Regions from separate parts of the Homo sapiens genome. Here region 2 is linked to region 1. Evidence: chromatin loops called from intact Hi-C (ENCODE). Cell type or tissue: ovary. All regions are shown on one strand. Each heading gives the region's core, and the rest is flanking DNA. Links, peaks and the distances in the headings are about the cores only.

Region 1 (10,610 bases), core at 2,213-10,212:
ATGGTCTGATAGCCCTCCCAACCTCTCTGGCCTCCCTGCCCATTGTCCCTCACAGGTGCTTCCCTTAGAAAGGAATGGTTCCATATCTGAAAATTAGCTTAGGTTTGAGAACCATTGACTAAAGAGCTGGCCAGCTCTCTAAGAGGAAGGACCTTGCAGAATTGCAGCAAGTATATGTCACAATGATTCCTTCATTTTTTTCCCCCAAAGGGACCTATGGCCATTTAGGTAATCATTCACTAGAGAAATGGGGATAACAAGACATTTTGAGGAGTAGCAGATGCAGAGTTTGAGTTAACATTAACACTTGGAGCCCAAAGCATCATCATGGCCCCTCTTTAAGAGGCCTTTTGGAGATCACTGTGATGTGATATGGCAGAAAAGTCTAGGGGCCTTCAGATGTCCAGTGTGTCAGCAAGAGAGGCCAATGCTGAGCCCCTGAAATGGCACTATTCCTTGAGACCAACTCATCACTTGGGGCAAGTCAACCGCATCAGGCCCTTTCAATTCTGGAAGGGCCAATGGTTCATCTCTACAGGGATAGAGACTTATTCTGGGCATGGGTTTGCCTTTCCTCACCACAGAGCCTTAGTTAGCGTCACTTTCCAGGGATGTACAGAATGCCTGATCCAAAGGCATGGAATTCCACACAGCACAGCACTTAACTGGGGGACAGTATGATAGCAAGGGTCCTATTGAACTATGTATGGTTTGCGGCTGCTGCAGGGCACTTGGGATTCTTCGTGCTCAGAAACCAGCAGACAAGAAGAGTCATCATACTGGCAGGGATAACTGACCCGGATCAACAGGAAGGGGCAAGGCTGCTTCTGGATAATGAGGGCAGGAGGAATGTGTGTGGAGCCCATGTGATCCACTGTGCACCTCCAGGTAGCCCCACTGTAATTGTGAAAGGATATGCAGCAACCCTGAGAAGGGTTTGATTATTTAGCATTTATCCCCTTCCCTCCCCCTCCTCTCACCCCCAGAATGAAGGTTTGGCTCACACCACCAGGTAAGCCACCAACATCTGAGGAGGTTGTTGAGGGTCGGGGGAATTCGGAATAGATAGTGGACGAGGGAGAGAATGAAGGCCAGTTATGGCTCCAAGATTAACTTCATTGGTAGGGGCCGTAGTTAGTCCCACAGACCTCCTGCTTTCTTCTGAGTTCCCCTTGGGAATAGAGGCCCAAGGGAAATGGGGAGGAACTTCTCCCTGAACCTGGTGGAGAGTAAAGATCTGTGTGGCACAAGGGGTAGACTGTGATGTTAACACTATAGTTGTAGTATATTTTAGACAGTTCAAATTATGACTCTTTTTTTAATTTTTATTTTTTTGAGACAGTCTCGCTCTGTCACCCAGGCTGGAGTACGGTGGCATGAACTCAGCTCATTGCAAACACCACCTCCTAGGTTCATGTGATTCTTGTGCCTCACCCTACCAAGTAGCTGGGACTACAGGCATACACCACCACACCTGGCTAATTTTTGTAATTTTGGCAGAGATGGGGTTTCACCATGTTGGCCAGCCTCTTTTCGAACTCCTGGCCCCAAGTGATCTACCTGCCTTGGCCTCCCAAAGTGCTGGGATTACAGGCATGAGCCACCACGTTAGACCATTTTAGCCCTGAATTTTCCTTGATATGATTTGTCCATTAGTATTTGTTGTTGTTGTTGTTGTTGTTGTTGTTGTTGTTGTTGTTTTTGAGACAGGGTCTCGCTCTGTTGCCCAGGCTGGAGTACAGTGGTGCAATCATGGTTCACTGCAACCTCAACCTCCTGGGCTCAATTGATCCTCCTGCCTCAGCCTCCCAAGAAGCTGGGACAACAGGTGCATGCCACCATGCTTGCCTAATTTTTATACTTTTTGTAGAGATGGGGCTTTGCCATGTTGCCCAGGCTGTTCTTGAACCCCTGGGCTCAAGTGATCCATCTGCTTCGGCCTCCCAAATTGCTGTGATTACAGGCGTGAGCCACTGCACCTGGCCCATTAGTTTAAATATATTCATGAGAATAGACCATAATATGTAGCTGGCTGGAGTCTCAGAAAACCTTGGCATGCCTTAATATTTGAGAATCCCATTTCATTTCTTATTAATCTCTTGAGAGCAAAGAAAATCCTATAAATCCTGTCAGAGAATGTCAAGAGTTTGGACCCATGTTTTAGATAGTGACAACTGTCCTAGTGGCTTTTAAATAGCCATCCTGCCCCTGCCATTTAGAATATTTATTTTTGCTCTCAGAAGATATTTAGAAACAAGCAAGGGAAAGGAGCCAAATCATTTACAGATTCATGTAACCAAACCAAAATGAAACCAAGATAAGAATGTTCACAAAAATTTCAACCCAGGAATGTAGAAAAAATTAAATTATGCATGCATTTATTAGTCAGGGTTCTCTAGAGGGACAGAACTAATAGGATAGATATATATAAAGGGCAGTTTAGTAAGTATTAACTCACATGATCACAAGGTCCCACAATAGGCTGTCTGCAAGCTGAGGAGCAAGGAGAGCCAGTCTGAGTCCCAAAGCTGAAGAACTTGGAGTCTGATGTTCAAGGGCAGGAAGCATCCAGCACGGGAGAAAGATGTAGGCTGGGAGACTAGGCCAGTCTCTCTTTTCACGTTTTTCTGCTTGCTTTATATTCTAGCCGCACTGGCAGCTAATTAGATGGTGCCCACCCAGATTAAGGGTGGGTCTGCCTTCCCCAGCCCACTGACTCAAATGTTAATCTCCTTTGGCAACACCCTCACAGACACACCCAGGATCAATACTTTGCATCCTTCAATCCAATCAAGTTGACACTCAGTATTAACCATCACAACGAAGAAAGAAACAAAAGTGAATTTACCAGAGAAGTCATGTCTTGCAGAAAGAACGTGGATTCTGGAGAAACCAGAGTACTCAATCCAGAAAGACACTTGTCTTTAAACCAAAAAAGATAAAAAACCTTTTATCATTCCAGGAGAACGTACAGTCCTTTATTAAAGGTGGCTTTATAACGAAACCAAATCCTGAATAAAGTTGATATAGGAGGAGTTAAGAAATTAGGCAGATAGGGTAAGGAAGTCCTTGGTAAGGTTTTCCTTTTATGAAAAGTAGCTCCCAAATGATTTTCTTTTCTAACAAAGAGCAGCCTGTAAAATTGAGCTGCAGACATAAACAAGGAAGCTAGAAGTTTGCATGGGTGAATGCCAGCAGCTGTGCCAATAGGAAAAGGCTACCTGGGGCTAGGCATATCCAACATGACAGCTCCATCTTCCCTTCTCTTTGCTAGCCACGCATACCATAAGAAGCAGACAAGATGGCACCAGCCAAGCAAAGACCTCATTTGCATAATAAGATTAGGGTGGTGCGGCCAGATTCCCTGGGCACTACGTAATGTCACACCTGGTCCAACCAATCTTTGGGCCCTATGTAATCAATCACCTCCTCAAGCCTGTCTATAAAATCTGTGCACTCCACTGTGGGCCGGAAGTCCCATTTGGGAGCCCATCTCTCTTGAAGGACAGAGCTAGCTGTTCTTTCTCTTTCTTTTGCCTAGTAAACCTCTGCTCTTAAACTCACTCCTTGTGTGTGTCTGTGTCCTTAATTTTCTTGGCATGAGGCAATGAACCTCGGGTATTACCTTAGACAACAACTCCTGTTCAAAGTCAAGAGCTTCTACCAAAAAGGGAGAGGCTTGGCCTGAGAGAAAATGCACCAGGGCAGAAAATGTGAGCCATAGAAACAGAGTGCTCAAAGGGCTCAGGCGAGTATTGCACACTAGTTCCAAGAGTCACGAATTCCTTCTGATATTCTTTTTCAGGTCCTGCTTCTGGACACCATTTATGTCACCCTACATAACAGAGAGGGTCTCTAAAAGAAAATAATATTTATTTAATAGGGCTGTATTAGTCTGTTCTTGCATTGCTATAAAGAAATACCTGGGCCGGGCGCGGTGGCTCACGCCTGTAATCCCAGCACTTTGGGAGGCCGAGGCGGGTGGATCATGAGGTCAGGAGATCGAGACCATCCTGGCTAACAAGGTGAAACCCCGTCTCTACTAAAAATACAAAAAATTAGCCGGGCGCGGTGGCGGGCGCCTGTAGTCCCAGCTACTCGGGAGGCCGAGGCAGGAGAATGGCGTGAACCCGGGAAGCGGAGCTTGCAGTGAGCCGAGATTGCGCCACTGCAGTCCGCAGTCCGGCCTGGGCGACAGAGCGAGACTCCGTCTCAAAAAAAAAAAAAAAAAAAAAAAAAAAAGAAATACCTGACGTCAGGTGTGGTGGCTCATGCCTGGAATCCTAGCACTTTGGGAGGCCAAGGTGGGAGGATTGTTTGAGCCCATGAGTTCAAGAGCATCTTGGGCAATATAGTAAGACCCTGTCTCTATAAAAAAATTAGCTGGGCATGGTGGAGCACACTTGTAGTCCCAGCTACTCAGGAGGCTGAGCTGGGAGGATTGCTTGAGCCCAGGAGGTCAAGGTTGAAGTGAGCTGTCATTGCGCCACTGCACTACAGTCTGGGTGTCATAGCAAGACCCTGTCTCAAAAAAAAAAAAAACAAAACTATAAGAGGTTGAACTGGTTCATGGTTTGCAGGCTGTAAGGCTGTAGAGGAAGCATAGTGGCATCTGCTTCTGGGAAGGCCTCTGGAATCTTACAATCATGGTAGAAGGCCAAGCGGGAACTTTCATGTCACATGGCCAAAGCAGGAGCAAGAGAGTAAGGGGGAAGGTGCCACACACTTTTAAACCTCAGGAGAACTTACTCACTGTCATGAGAATAGTACCAAGTTGATGGTACTAAACCATTCATGAGAAATCCACTCCCATGATCCAATCAGCTCCCACCAGGCCCCACCTCCAGTTGGGGATTACATTTCAACGTGCGATTTGGGTGAGGACACACATCCAAACTATATCAAGGGCATTGCAATGGGAATACCTATATAACACCATAGTAAACTATGTGTGTATTCAGGGAGGTAAAGGAACACAAAGGTTTTTTAAAGGAAAAATGAGGATCATTACATAATTGTTTTGAGATAATTATCCTGGCTACAAGGATCAGTAACAAGGGTGACACTAATCCAAGGCTGGACAGGCAGTTGCTAGACAGATGCCTTCAAAGGAGTAATTTTTGTGTAAGGTTGCAATGGCCTTTGTGCAAGGTTGCAATTTTTGCAGGTTTTTTTTTGATAGTTTTTGTTATCAGGCATTTATGCATGAGTACTCTCTCTTCATAGCTTTCCCTGGCTCAATTTATCAGGCTTTTTTGTTTTGTTTTGTTTTGTTTTGCTTTTTTTTAAACATAAGTGACTCCATTTTGATTCTGACAACTTTAACATTGACAACCATGAAAAGATTTCTCTCAGATCTCTGACTGCAGGGACTGTCATTGACTATTGGCCTCAGCTGGTATATTCTGAAATCTATTACTGTGTTTCCACCAAAACCATGCTTCCCATGGACTGCTCCTAGCCAATGATTGAGCATGGTGGGGATCCTAGGAAGGCCCATTCTTGGAATATGTGGGATTCCCCTGATGGCTCAAGGACTTCTTATCTGCCTTGCTGAACTTCCTTAGAACTGCACTGCACTCCAAGTCTCCTCCACTCATCTTTGCTTCCCTTTCTTTTTCACAAGGATTACACCAGCATCATCGTCTCTTGGCTCTTCCAGCCTCCCCAGAGTTCCTGCCTATCAGGCATCTGCTTCTCAGAGGACTGAGACACATTCCTGTTACTCCAAGAACAATTCTGTTACCAAGGACCAATGCTGTGGTCCGTGGACCAGCAGCACTGGCCTCATTAGAAACGCAGAATGTCAAGCCCCACCCCAAACCTACTGAATCAGAATCTCATTTTAACAAGATGATTCATGTATGCATTACAATTTGAGATGCACTGATTTAGATGATTTGGATTTTTCAGCAAATCCTTTAAATCTCAGTTTGGAAACTGAGTCCTTGCCAAGGTAAATATTTGGAATCACAAAGTAACAGATCATCTGCGTCCTGCATTTTTATAAGTCAAAGCCCAGCAAAGTTAAGGGACTGATTCAAGGTCATAGATTACATTAGAAGAGAGCCAGCACTAGAAGCCAGGTCTCTTGCCACCCAGCTCTTCCCTACCCCCGCAGGCTCTGCTGTGAGCAGGCTATTTGCTGTAAATATGCATTGTTTAGTGTGGTAGCAGTGGAAATAAGGCTAGTTGTGGTAGAGTACAAAATATATTTGTCCTTTGTTCTGGGTTCCTGGCGCACAGTGTCTAAAACCCTAGAAATTCCCTAAGTGATAGTTTGTTATTCCTAACACACCCCACCCTTTAGGAGTATCTTTTGCTATTCATAACTGCCCTTCGCAACACCTGAGTTTATGCTAACAAGGTGATTCAGGGTGGGGTCCCTAGCTAGGTTAAGGATGTGGGCTGGTCATCTGAAAGACCAAACAAGTGAATAGAGGGTGGGAACTTTCAGCCACCCCCAACCTCGGGGGAGGGAGGGTAACTTGAGACTGGGTTGTAAAAACTCTTGAATAATGAGATAAGGAGTGCCTCTGGGTTGGTGAACACATCAGATGCTGGGCAGGTGGTGTGTTGCCTCCCTCCATACCATGCATCTCTTCCCTTTGGCTGATCCTGAGGTGTATCCCTTAGAAATAAGCTGGTAAATGTAAGTAAAGTGTTTTCCTGAGTTATATGATTTGTTCTGGCAAATTACTGAACCTGAGGAGGGGGGATTGTGGAAACCTTCATATTTATAGCTGGTTGGTTAGAAGTTCTGGTGGCCCTTGGAACTTGCAACTAGTGTTTGAAGTGGGGGCAGTCTTGAGGACAGACCTGAACTTGTGGAGTCTACGCTAAATCCGGGGAGTTAGTGTCAGACTTGAACTGAATTGTTGGATGTCCAGTTGATGTTGGAGAACTGGTATAGAAACATGACATGCATTTGTTTTATCAGAAATGGCCTCTGAAAAAAAAATTAGTCCAAACTCAGATGTGCTGTAAGTATAAAATACACACTAGATTTTGAGGATTTAGTATGAACAAGGAATATATTTCATTAATTTTTTTTGGTATTGTTTACTCATTAAAATATTTTTGATATATTGGAGTAAACATATGGTAAAAACAAATATATTAAAATTAATGTCTTTTTTTAACTTGAAGATATCTATGGGGCTTGCATTATATATGTTTGATGGTGCTGCTGTAAACCCTATCTCTTCGTCAACACTGCTTTATTCACTGCTTAATTCATAGCTTTGGCTGGCATTGCTGAGGGCACTTCTCTGTTATCAGCTTGGGATCTTTCAGAAATTCTTTATGGGATGATAGGGCTACTTAGTAACTCTTACAAGAATCCCTGATTAAATACCTATAAATGTCAGTTTCCCTTGAGAAGCAAATGTGCCATGTTATTAGCAGTTTAAGCTCTAGCTCTGGAGTGGAGACAATAGAGTGAAGGGGTTTGGGAGGTGGGAATAAAGGATTTGGGTCAAAGGGGTTGGGAAGTGACTTATGCTATGTGCTCCTTTGAGTTTGCATCTTTCAAGAGCCCATTATTAGAAGGGTTTTGTCACTGGGACCACAGAAGGAAGGGCCCTGTTAAGGCTTCTGCAGGTTGCCAAGCCCTGGTCTTTCTCCCTTGGAACTGTAAAGCAAAAAAGTATATGAGACAGGTCTCAATCAATTTAGAGATTTATTTTTCCAAGGTTAAGGATCATGACCCAGGACACAGCCTCAGGAGGTCCTGAGAATACAAGCCCAAGGTAGTTGGGTTAAAGGCTCTTGTTTTTATATGTTTTAGGGAGACATAAGACATCAACCGACACATGTGAAGTATACATTGATTTGGCCTGGAAAGGCAGAAGCTTACAGGTCACAGGTGGATTCAAAGATTTTCTGATCGGCAATTGGCTGAAAGAGTTATTATCTAAAAGGCTGAAATTAATTGAAAGGAGAGTCTGGGTTAAGATAAGGGGTTGTAGAGACCTAGGTTCTTAGGTAGATGAAGTCTCATAGGTGGCTGCCCTTAGAGGCAACAGATAGCAAATATTTCCTATTCAGACCTTTAATAAAAGGTACTAGACTCTTAGCTAATCTCTTCAGGATCAGAAAAACACCGGGGAAGGGAAAGGGATCCTCTACAGAATGTAAATCCCCTCCCCCCGCACAAGATACAGCTTTGCAGGGCCATTTCAAAATATGTAAAAGGAATGTATTTTGGGATTAAAAAAGCTTTGATTTCCTTCAGGGCTTGCTATCTGTTGTGTGATGCTATACTAGAGTCAGGTTGGAATTTGGTATTTTATTGTGACAGTCTATTTTGTCAGTCTTAAGATCTGTTTTAATGTTAATGCTGGTCTGTTGTGTCTAAACTCCAAAAGGGAGAGGGTATAAAGAGGCATGTCTACCTCCTTGCCCGAGCATCATGGCTGGAACTCGTTTTTCAGGTTTCTCTGGAACCCCCTTGGCTGAGAGGGGGTCCATTCAGTCATCTGGGGGGCTTGGAATTTTATTTTTGTTTACAGAACCCAGTATTCTCCCCGTTCACAGTTAAGACCTGAGGAATGAAGGGCATCCAGATACTGACGCTGTGAACACAGCTTCTACTCAACCCCTAATCCCAGTTGTCTCCCTCCTGACTGAATCTCAGGGACACGGCAATGTGTAATGGTAGCTGTTGAGAGGCCTAGGACCAAGGAAAGGCTTGAGGGCCCTTGGCTAGATCAGCATGCTCTTGAGACTGAGGAGAACCGAAAGCTCAAGGGAATATGTCACTATCTATCTCACCTTGAGCCTCAGTGGCTATTTGGGATCCTCTTGCTTGGCTCAGAGGACTCTGGATGTCAAAGGACTTAAAGGCTCTGCCCTAGATGAAAACTTGCATTCTCTGTTGGCTACATGAGGTAAACTCATGGGCTTAACCAAGGAAGTACTGTCTAGAACTGAAATCACTGATCATTTGTACTGTTTAACAATTCCGTTTGGGAGGCCGAGGAGGGTGGATCACGAGGTCAGGAGATTGAGACCATCCTGGCGAACACGGTGAAACCCCATCTCTACTAAAAATACAAAAAATTAGCTGGGCGTGGTGGTGGGCCCCTGTAGTCCCAGCTACTTGGGAGGCTGAGGCAGGAGAATGGTGTGAACCCGGGAGGTGGAGCTTGCAGTGAGCCGAGATTGCGCCACTGCACTCCAGAACTCCAGAGCCTGGGCAACAGAGTGAGACTCTGTCTCAAAAAAAAAAAAAAAAAAAAAGTTCCCTGAAGCAGAAAAATCTGCTGCTCAAACAGACTTCAATGTCTCATGCCTAAAATTTTCACAAATTACCATATACTCTGGGTGGTGGAATGGACCCAGAATAGGTAAGGGACTTAAGCAATTTCAAACAGCTTATTAGAGACAGTGGTAGGAGTGGCAGCACATATGAGAATCTTGGCCTCAAGTCTCTTACCTAAACTCTGCAGAAGTGTGTCTGGAACCCAGAAGCTCATGCTAACATGTCCAGTATCCCTAGTTACTTCTTGAGCAAAGGGCAGTGATGACATTAGGAGAATGAAGGAACAAAGTGGGTCATGCTTTGTTTTATTCTTGAACCTTTAGTCCCATGTATGAATCCTGAGTGTTACCCTCCTGAATGCTGTGCACTACAGAATGAACTTTAGTTCACAGTAAATGAGGGATGCTTTTTCTTAAGAAATAAATTTAATTCAAGGTGGTTAGTGAATGTGAGGCAATGTAATGCCTTCACGAAAGTTAAAGTAATCCAGTTACAAAAGAAGCACTGTGTATAGTCTCAAATAGCTGAAGGTACAATGGGCTCCATATTTTACAAAGTACAAAAAATTATTTCATATACAAAGAAAAATACAAATAATGTGCAAAAACCATTTTCACAGGTGGCAATTTATAAAATGGAAATGATAGAAAAGTCCTTCATTCTTAATTATCCCCAGATTTCTTATATATTAACACAGTTCTATTTCCTAGTGTGTGGACAATTTTAAATTTGAAATTCTGATTTATTTTTAATCTACAAAGTATTTTTATTTTTTAAAAGGGAACCATTTCATTATTGAAATCTTATGAATGCATCAGTTAATTTATATTAAATTATAAGCAGGCTATCTGAAAAACAAGGATATAGAAATCATATATACACATTTTTGAAATATTAGTTTAGTATTTAACATATTAACATTTCAAAACAAATGCAATGATCTAGCTACCTATGACGCCAGCTGGTGTCAGTGGTTGTAGCGAAGATGCTGTTTCTGTTTACCATGAGCAAACAGCATTTCTTGGGTCTTAAGCTAAACAATCACAAGTTATCAAAGTAAAGAAAATCTAAAGACAGTTCTTACTTTTCATGTGTAGAAGTGTAGTTTGGGTATCCAGTCATGCCACAGTGTGACTGTGGTCAACACAGCCCTTGTCACAGGTGCGTATGGTCCTAAATAGCTGGCCTCTGTCTTTCCAACATCTTCACTTCATTGGGAATTCAGTGCAAGTGTTTGTTTTGTGAGTTAGTGCATTCAGCTTTTTTTGCATGTTATTTTGAAAAAGAAGCTGTCAGGAAGCAGAAGATACATAAGAACACAAGGCCCTGGATCCTCAGAGCACCT
Region 2 (10,610 bases), core at 1,072-9,071, 79 kb after region 1:
CACCAATGAAAGCCCAATCTCCCAATTTTATAAAAGAGGAAAATAAAGTCCAGAAAGGTTAAGTGATTTAAGTCACTGAGCTTTGACTTGGAGTCCTGTTGTTTTGCCCAAAGTCTTAATTATGTGCTTTTCCTATCAACAAGAGCATTTTACATATAGACTATAGTGAATTTAAGAAGATAATGTAGATTACTTCTGGTAGGGCATGCTATTCCTTTCCAATATAGAAGGCTGTACTGAATAGTAGAAAATAGAAACAGAAGTTATAGGAGTTTGGCAAGTAGAAGAGAAGTTGTCTGCTAAAAGGGAAGTGGAGTTAATTGGAATGGAATAAGAGGGAAGTGGGATTAGTTGGTGCTGGACAACCTTGTGATAGTTAGCATATCCTTCCACAAAAAGGTTCAAGTATCTGCAAGACCTTAGTTTTACAGTTAACTGTAGGACTCAGAAAGCGTGGACAAACCAGCAAGGGATATATTCAGCAGTTAGAGTGAATATCTCTAGGGTATAACACTCTGCCTCATGAAATGAAATTATGATCATTTCAGCAAATGAACCCTTGATTTATTGTTTAGAAGATAACACTTTGTTCTTCAAGTAAAAAACTATGACCCAAATTATCATTAGCTCTGTCAGACTAAAGTATTTCACCAAAATACCTGTGTGGCAAAAAGCTGACTTTGGATTTAAAATGATCTGCAAATCACTGTGCACAGATGGGATCGAGACCTCATGTACCACACAGATACCCATGTTCTGATGGCATATCGAGTCATACCTAACTGATCATGGGGTGTTCCTCTGAAGAGAATTCTGTATGTGGTGAGGAACAAGGCTCCTTCTGCTGGCAGGAGCTGAGGGCCTCCAAGAAGACCTCCAGTAGCTTCTTCTCTTCCATCAGGATCCAGCAAGACTCGAAGACCCTCACAGACAATTTCTTCTCCTGGCAGCAGAGCAGGTCTAAGAATCTTGGGCTTACAACAGAAAAAGATTGATTGATTGATTGATTGACTAATTGATTGATTTTTGGAGACAGGGTCTTGCTCTGTTGCCCAGCCTAGAATACAGTAGTGCAATCATAGTTCACTGCAGCATCAAACTCCTGGGCTCAAAAGATCCTCTGACCTCAGCCTCCTGAGTAGCTGAGACTACAGGCATGCACCACTATGCCTGGCTTATTTTTAAATTTTTTTTGTACAGATGGGATCTTGCTACATTGCCCAGGCTGGTCTCAAACTCCTGGCCTCAAGCAATCCACCTGCCCCAGCCTCCCAAAGTGCTAGGATTACAGGCATGAGCCACCATAGAAAAGTATTTTAAACACAACTTTTGTGGAGTTTCTAATACTTAGTCCATGGTTATCTTTTCAGTTACAGACCTAAAAAACTTAAGCCAGACTTCCCAGATAGTCACATGAGAAACCTGATTTGGTAAGAGGCAGAAATGAAGTTTATATACCCAAATGTGAGAGGATTCTTTGCAGAATTGTGTAAAAGTAAAGTCATTGAGAAATAACTCAAATATCTGAAATATTCATTCAATGAAACATTTTGTAACCTTTAAAAAATGACATAGATCTATATGTGTTAACATGGAAAAATATCCAGAAGGCTGGGTGCAGTGGCTCACGCCTGTAATCCCAGCACTTTGGGAGGTTGAGGCAGATGGATCACCTGAGGTCAGGAGTTCGAGACCAGCCTGGCCAACATAGTGAAACCCTGCCTCTACTAAAAACACAAAAATTAGCTGGGCATGGTGGCAGGCGCCTGTAATCTCAGCTACTCAGAAGGCGGAGGCAGGAGAATCGCTTGAACCTGGGAGGGGGAGGTTGCAGTGAGCCGAGATTGTGCCACTGCACTCCAGCCTGGGCAACAGAGCAAGACTCCATCTCAAAAAAAAAAAAAACAACAACAAAAAAAAACCCAGAATACATAGATTAGTTAAAAAAGCAAGTTAGAAACCAGAATGTACATTATAATCCCATTTTTGGAAAAAGAATAGGAATTGTAAGACTGTGAACCCAACTGTTAAAGGCAATGGTATCACAGTTAAGGGTGGAGGTGGAGGTAGTATAGGGAGGACTGCAGGGGACTTTCACTTTCTACAATGTGTATTTCTTTTATGCTCAAATTTATACAAAGAACATTATTACTTTTGAAATTATTTGCACATTATTTTGTTTTTCAAGAAAACAAAAAATATGGACGAGCTTTTAACTAGACCTGTCCTTGGCCACGTAATGAACATTTACACAACTCAGGAAATTCTGACTCAGTAACCATATAATACATTCCTCTGAAGAGTTTAGGGCTAGGAAAAAAAAATCTCTCCTGAAGGTCTAATATGTTTATTTTTTACTAAGCAATAAAAACTAATCAGCACTATTATTTTTGTTGGCTCTAGTGAGTTTAGAGCTAAATGTAAAGCCAAAGTATAATAATCGCTGTGTCTCAGGTTTCTGATAGAATTATATTCCTACCTACCTGCCTTCCGCTCACTCCTTTGACTAAATGAATGAATTTACCTATTTATTTATTTATTTATGAGACTGGGTCTTGCTCTGTCACCCAGGCTGGAGTGCAATGACATGATCTCAGCTCACTGCAGCCTCAACCTCTTGGCCTCAAGTGATCCTCCCACTTCAGCCTCCTGAGTATCTGGGACTACAGATAACACCACCACGGCTGGCTAACTTTTACATTATTTTTTGTAGAGATGGGGTTTCATCATGTTGCCCAGGCGCTGGTCTCAAACTCCTGGGCTCAAGTCATCTGCCTGCCTCGGACTGCCAAAGTGTTGGGATTATAGGCGTGAGCCATGGCTCCTGGCCTCAATTTGTTTTTGTTCTATTATAAAGTTCTGTTATATAGGCAAGAGGGTCCTGAACCATAGTCTACTGGCGCCAGACTACAAAGTAATCATCTGAGAGCCTTGTTAAAATACAGATTCCCAGACATGTTCTGGGGTACTCCAATTCAGGAGGCTGGGGTTGGGTCCAGGACTCTGAATTTTTAATAGACTTTCCAGCTGTTTGGGATGTATAGTCAGATTCAGAAACCTGGGTTTTTTATGATAATTGCCTTAAATCCTTTTTGGTGGTGGGGGAGGGGGAGAAAATAGGCACAGTATAAAATCTTGGGTTGGGCTTAGAGGTTAGAAATGTTCCTAATTTATGCCCTGCCTATAAAAGTAGACTCAATGAGAGGTTATTATTGCTCCTTTGTTGAATCTAAGAAAAGATTCTGTTCCTATTTCAGTATCCTTTTTATAAGGTTCTATATGACACACTTCTCTGACAGTTTAACATATCATTAAAACTGGAGTTAGTGTCTGTCAAAGGTTAGGTGAACATCCTTTCCTGGCACACAGCAGTCTATTGTTTGTTTTTAAGAAGAGAGGCTATACCCTGAAAGCATGTAGTCTGGAATTACCTTCTGAATAGGCGGAAGTCTTCTGCTTTCTCGATGTACTGCTTCTAGGGTCTCAATGTGCATAGCTACAATTCCTAGGATGAGTCAGAGTATTCAAAATGAAAGAACACAGACAAGCAGGATAAAAACAAATTCTGGATATTTTAGAATTAAAAGTTAATTACAGTTTACTGGTTCCTCAAAAAAGTTAAAGAGAATTACCATTATGACCCAGCAATTCCACTTCTACATATATACCCAAAAGAAATGAAAGGACTCAAACAGATACTTATATGTGGATATTCATGTATTATTATTTATAATAGCTAAAAGGGAGGGAGAAGTAACTCAAATGTCCATCAACAGATGAATGGATAAAATGTGGGACAGCCATACCATGGAAAGTTACTCAGCCATAAAAAGGAATGAAATTCTGATACATGCCACAACACGTATGAACCTTGAAAACATTATACTAAATGAAATAAACCAAACCCAAAAGTACAAATATTATCTAAGTCCACTTATGTGAAATATCTAGAACAGGCAACTTTATAGAGACAGAAAATACATTAGAAGTTACCAGGGGAAACAGGAGTTACTGCTTAATGGGTAGAGTGTTTGGGGTAATAAAAAAGTTTTAGAAATAGATAACAGTGATGGCTGCACAACATTGTAGATGTAATTAATGCCACTGAATTGTACACTTAGATTATTTTATGTTATATATGTATTTTACAACAATTTAAAAACATTTTAAAAACTAATCAGAAAATAAATAAATAGCATGGCTGAACTATAATGGAAGACATGTATTGCCAGGTTTTATGCTGAAACTCAATAATCTCCAATATTCTGATTCTCTAATATCTGCAGAGTGATTACCTGGTATCATGCAATGAAGGCTCTTGATGTGATCCTGAGTAACTCCACTCTCTGTACAAACTTTGTCAATAAATCGGGTAATGAACCGCACAACAGAATTGGCAATGTCAGTATTCTCTGAATCTTCAAACCCACTCTCTGTATCATAGCTCTCAGCTACACTTCCTGCAATACTAAGACAGTCAAGGAAAGAAATCATGGTCAGTACTTAAATGCAACAAATGACTACTATATAGTAGTCAATTTACATAGCGACAGAAACATGAGCAAAGTGATGTCTACTCAAGTAGAAGGCTCACTTAACTCCATGGCTCCTTGGTAAGTGATGGTGATAAAACACAATGTTCTACTAGTCTACATTTGGAAACTACTGTCAGGCAGTAAGTTTCTGTAAGGAAATTTGTTTGGACCCAGATTTGTTTCTGTAAGGAATACCTTTAGTCACTCTCCCAAAAGGAATGCAGGAACCACAGAAAATAAAGCAAAAGAGGATTTTTTCATTTATTATGGACTACCTGGGCCTTCTAAAGCAACCTGTCCTCCCAAGTTAATTATTACATAGAGAACAAGTAATACAGCTATCTTTGGCTACTTGGCAACTGAGGAACATGTTCCCTGGTAGGCAAAGTAAGAGAATTTTTCTCAGCAACAAGCGTACTCTTCCATATGTAAGGACCAAACTGTCCCTTCTCTTGCCAGGATTTATCACTCTCTGAGTTAACTGCAACCCATTTGGCCACTTTGAAGCCAGCATTCTTCTGTAGATGATAAAATCATGCAAGAGAAGGGAACAAATTTGAAATGGAACAGATGTGAAAGCTCAATCTCTGCCCTTCTTGCTTATTCAGCTCTTACTGTTCAACCCATCAGACTCTGGGAAAAGACTCATTTGTCTGTTCCTATTAACTTCTCTTTTCTGCAAAGCCAACCACATTAGCTGAATCAGTGTTAGAGATTGTTAAAGTAAAGCTAAGCAGAGACTATGGCCATCAACATGCAGACTTTGAGAGAGCACTGTCATCTATAATGATTATTATTTGTTTATATTTATTTATTTATTTTAGAGACAGGGTCTCACTCTGTCACCCAGGCGAGAGTGCAGCGATGCTAGCTGTAACCTCAAACTCCTGGGCTCAAGAAATCCTCCTGCAGCAGTGATTCTCCAGCCTCAGCCTCTCAAGTGGCTAGGACTACAGGTGTGTGCTACCACACCTGACTAATTTTTATTTTTTGTAGAGATAGGGTCTCACTATGTTGCCCAGGCTGGTCTTGAATTCCTGGCCTCAAGCAATCCTCCCACTTCGGTCTCCCAAAGTGCTGGGATTATAAGGTAGTCAGCCCCATGCCTGGTCCAAAACTTTAAAAGAAATGTAAAATATAGTTATTGCTTGTTATAATGAAGATGAACGTCACTGGCAATGGAGAATGGAGATAAAGCTGTGACAGCTAAGGAATATCTTACAAATTAAACAGATAGGTCCTGTATTGAAACAGAGTCTTGTGGAATTATGAGTAGTGAAGGAATGGGAAAGCATCATTTCGGGAAGATCCTTTTGGCAGTAGAAAGAAGAATAAAAAATGAAACAACTAAGAGACTGTTATAATTAGGGCTTGAAGTGATAAAGGCCAGACTATGTTGTTCCCATTAAATAACCAGAGGATGAACAAGAAACTCTATATGGGTGGGGGTAAGAGATCTGTGCAGTTGACTGTATGGTGTGAAATGCTGATTCCAAGTTGTCTAGCCTGGAAGACCAGAAACTCTGAGGTGTCCCTGACAAAAATGAAGTACCTAGGATAACAAGATTAAAAGGTTTGGGCCAGAGATTTAGGCTTGTGGATGAGTCTTCCACAGAGTAAGAAGAGCTTGGAAGAGGAATTGAGAATGGGAAGAGAAGAGGAGCTGCCTGAAGGAGCATGAGGAGAAGAATTTATGCGAGCTCGAACTACCAGGATGTTGCGGCACCCATCACTGAAGCTCTAAGGATAGAATTTCACTACTGTTGGGTTGATAAGTTCATTTATTCACTCATTTAATCATCTGTTCAACCAAATATTTATTGAGTACTATATGCAAAGACACTAGGAATACAGCAATGAACAAAACTGACAAAGGAAACATAACAAGCAAACATATGAAAATAAATCAGGTTGTAAAAAATGACATGAAAGACAATGCAAAGTAGGAGAGGGAGAGGTATTATTAAGATGCAGAAGTCAGGAGGGCTTCTTGAGGCAAGTAACATTTGAGCAGAGACCTAAATAAAGTGAGGAAGTGATTCTTGGCCTGTTTAGGTGAGAATATTCCAGAATGAAAATACCAGTACAAAGGATGTGAGGCAGGAATATGCTTGGAGTGTCTGAGGATTAGCATGAGCAGGGAGACCAGTTTGGTTGACAGAAGAGTGATAGGAAATAGGGGGTCAGAGCAGTAGCCAGAGGACGGATTCCGTTAGGCCTTGCAGGCCATGGTAAACACTGGGTTTTAGTTTCAGTGGTATGAGAAGTTACTGGAGGGTAGAGAGGAAGGCATGGTTGAGGGTATGACTACAAGGTTGAGGAAAAGGAGGGCTGAGAAACAAACAGCCACTTTTGCAAGAAGGTGCTCACTAATTTCTTTGGAATGATTTCTGTAAATTGCTTTGGCAGACAGTAACTGAAGGGCTGGATCAGTAATGGGTGAGACATTTGGAAAAATTAGGTCATAAAAAAGAAGAAAGTGTGGGAAGTGGTTAAGAATAGTAGGATGAAGTGAATCTTTTAGAAAGAAAAGCTGAGCAAGTCCAAAGGTGAGGAAAAATGGTTAACTTTTGAAATATGTACAGCAGTATTTGCTCAAAATGTTTAATATTATCTGTCAAGCCAAGACTGGCCCCAAGAAGAGTAGGAGGAGGGTCTGTGTGTTCACATTTTGGTACCTGTTTGTGACAATGCTGTTGCTTCCGCTCTCCCAGTCACCTGGCGCTGATGTTCTTAGGAGCTTGTTTTTACTTGTGTCGAGTGGAACTAGCAGGTTCACCATGAGGTTTGCAAAGTGAATGGCCTGACTAAAGACAGTGCTTTCCTCATGTTGCACTAGCTCTTGCTGAGTTGACTTGCTCAGGGTAGGCCAAAGGCGTAGTTGCTCAGCTGCCAGGTCCATTGCTGTCTTCTCCTGATAATGGTCATCAGGAAGCTTATCCTAAAAAATAAAGCAACACAATCCAAAAGAGAACCATCACTTCAGGTGAGCTTAAAAAACATAGATTTTTTTTTTTTTTTTTTTTGAGACGGAGTCTCGCTCTGTCACCCAGGCTGGAGTGCAGTGGCACGATCTTGGCTCACTGCAAGCTCTGCCTCCCAGGTTCACGCCATTCTCCTGCCTCAGCCTCCCGAGTAGCTGGGACTACAGTCACCTGCCACCACGCCCAGCTAATTTTTTGTATTTTTAGTAGAGACGGGGTTTCACCATGTTAGCCAGGATGGTCTCGATCTCCTGACCTTGTGATCAGCCCGCCTCGGCCTCCCAAAGTGCTGGGATTACAGGCGTGAGCAACCGCGCCCGGCCTAACATAGATGTTTTAAATAACTATTCTATTAAATGCTTAAATCAGCAAAAATGAAAACATAAACATAACATAACAACCACAAAACAAAACCTAGTCTTCTTTCCCAGATCCAACAGGCCTTGAGTGGAACTATGTGACAAACCTCAGGAAGCAGCAGCAAAGCACCTTATAGCTTGTGAAGAGCTGGTATGTCTATGGTCTCACTTGTACCTAACCTAGGGCTGGCTCCGGGATAGACTTCTTTAGAATGGCTGACAAAGAAGCAGTGACATGTGTTTGCTCTATGAATGCTTTCGAGATGTGTCAATATTAACATTACATCTGCTTAAAAAATGATCAAAAGCACCCCCGAAGCCCAGTAAATTTCTGGAGTAGAATGATAATCAGCCGTTAAGGCTGCTTTAAGTTCAATTCATGAGGATGATAGTTTCTAACACTTATTATTACTGCATACCATGTACTCTTCAATGCACTTTATATATGAGACACTAAAATCTCATAATAATCATATCCATTTTACCAGTGAAGATATAAGGCACAGTGAAGTAACATGACTTGCCCCAAACCAGAGAGCTAGTAAATGATGTTTTAAACTTTCAGAGTATTTAAAACTACTCTTTCAAATTAAAAACAATTTTCTTGATTTTTAAATTTTTTTGATATTTTTCATAAAAATATTTTATGCTGATAAAACATAGAGAAACATGTAGAATATTCCTAGAAGAAGACCTAGATTTATTACTGGCATTTTTTTAATACAACTACCAAATTTTACATTTATTTTGGAGTTAATTAACTTTAATTTGACATTCCTCCAGGGAAGTTAGTTGCATAGAGAAGTATGCCTGTTATTTTAGGTTTGTTCTTTCTATTCAACTTCCTATAGTCATTTCCAGGAAATTCTTATTTATTAAAGTATATTAAAACAATCCTAGTGCTGAAGAACTGTATTAAGAAGTTATTATGGAAAAACATAATGTCTGAAATCAACAGAGGAAAGATATCACAGGGCTCCCTAAATAAAACCCAAATACACTGGCAGGAAGTAGCTAGAGTTTTTTTTGCCCTGGGAACATCTGCTTTCCTTAAAGCCAGAATCCTAATCCCACACAATTAGAGTTCTTTTCTTCTCTCTTACCTTTTGCTTCAGATGCGGGGCATGATTGTCTTCCTTGGCTGAGAGATAAAGGGAGCGAACCTGTTCCTGCACTGCATTGTAAAAGGTTGTCTCCCAAAATTGCTGATTTGTCCAAATGGGGTGGTCTTGTACACACGTGTAAGCAAACTGGCTGACTCCAGGGGCAAGTTTCTGTGAGAACACACAAAATACATCATCATGGGGCTGGCAGAATTATAACAGTTCATAAGGTCACAGGGGCCACAGTTAATCATAGATGAGATCAAAGGATTTCTCTAAAGAATATCGTATGGTAGTACAGGCTTAGCAATCAGCAACTTACTCCTTTTTAACTGGCAACTGTGGGCTTGCTGTTGGATCCTTGAGAGTCTCAGTCACTTTATCAAAATGGGTATTTTAGTAACAGCTAAAAATCAAAGCTGTTATTATATCAATTAGAAAATACAGGAAAAGGAGGCACTGTAGGTTTAGTGAATATTATTACAATTAGGGCATATAATAAAATCCATCACGATGTAAACATAAAACTCCAGATAATTTAACATTTCTTCTATGGCTTTAGGGTACTCTTTTTAAAGAGACAGCAACTGAAATATGAGTGAACCTACAGCTTGGCCTTACACACAGAATGAGGATATAGCATGAATTAGGGACTCAGGAGAACTGCACTTTTCCTACTGCTCATTCCAGCCCATTACCTCCCCGCCAAAGCTGTTGCCTGGCTCACATACTCTCTAGAAGACTGCCCTGGGCTTCAAGGGCATTTTCTGGTAACCAAATTTGTGCAGGGAAAGATAAACACAAACCAAACCTCCTTCCTTTCAGGGACTTCCTGCTGGGTTTCAGCGTAAGAGTAAACTTAAGAGGTGATTAACAACAGAGGGAAGGAAAATGAACTCTGCAGGCATTTAGAAGGCACTTCATATATATTTAAGTTTGTTTAGTTCCAAAACCCCTGCTCTTTTTATAACACCAAATTGTCTTTCAAAAGAACTGAAAGTAAATCAAAATAAATGAAATGCCAAATTAACTGCCAATTAGCACTTCTGTTTTCCCCTCACTTTATGATTTTGTTTCCCAAAGTAATATTCTACCTTGGAACCTCTGAAAAAAACTTGTATAACATTGCATTTTAAATTTTAATGATAATTTACATTGCCAAATTTCAGTTAGTGACTTGAGTCAACTTTCCAAAACTATTTCTGCCACCTCTAAAAGCTAAGGATGTTTCAAATTTTTAAAAATTCATAATTTTCCAAGAAAGAGTAGGTACCATTTTCAATAAACATTTTTTGGCCCATTTTATTCTTTGGAATTGAGTTCATCTGTTTTCTGTGAGTAGAACTAAAGTTTCTGATAAGTTTTCTTTCGAAGCAATTTAATAAGCTGAGTGTCTTCTCCTGAAATGCTGGACACTGAAGATGATTACTAAGGTTATATAACTGTTACACAACAAAAGTTGGTTCATTTCTTAGGGACGTATACCAGATATATAAGACATCTGGTAAAAATTACACGCTCAATACATGCTAATCTCCTTTTTGGTCTAGAACTGCATACCACGAAATGTAGTACCTGTGTAGTTAGAAGCTGGGTGGTTGTGATTTTGCCTTAAAGAGTCTCTGTGTA

The links. Peaks named below come from ENCODE experiments on the same cell type or tissue, not always from the same donor. Only the 100,000 strongest peaks of a DNase experiment are listed, where the experiment ranks them.
Region 2: it touches region 1 in a loop (2.1-fold over the local background); 3 of 110 quality-filtered maps call a loop at or near these places.

What each region holds. Positions count from the first base shown.
Region 1 is chr11:9,769,114-9,779,723 of GRCh38, forward strand. It overlaps SBF2 (SET binding factor 2), which reads right to left. Exons shown (of 40, transcript NM_030962.4): 40 at 9,555-10,610. The region is part of intron 1 of SBF2-AS1 (SBF2 antisense RNA 1); the gene reads left to right. Among named protein-coding and RNA genes, the nearest start is that of LINC02709, 15 kb to the left of the region's middle. In ovary, for the core only: no CTCF peak of the experiment used is centred there; no DNase peak of the experiment used is centred there; H3K27ac peaks cover 482 bases.
Region 2 is chr11:9,849,245-9,859,854 of GRCh38, forward strand. It overlaps SBF2 (SET binding factor 2), which reads right to left. Exons shown (of 40, transcript NM_030962.4): 18 at 8,982-9,152; 19 at 7,214-7,476; 20 at 4,296-4,468; 21 at 3,432-3,505; 22 at 779-974. The region is part of intron 1 of LOC101928008 (a long non-coding RNA gene); the gene reads left to right. Among named protein-coding and RNA genes, the nearest start is that of LINC02709, 95 kb to the left of the region's middle. RefSeq lists an enhancer at 6,564-6,663. In ovary, for the core only: no CTCF peak of the experiment used is centred there; no DNase peak of the experiment used is centred there.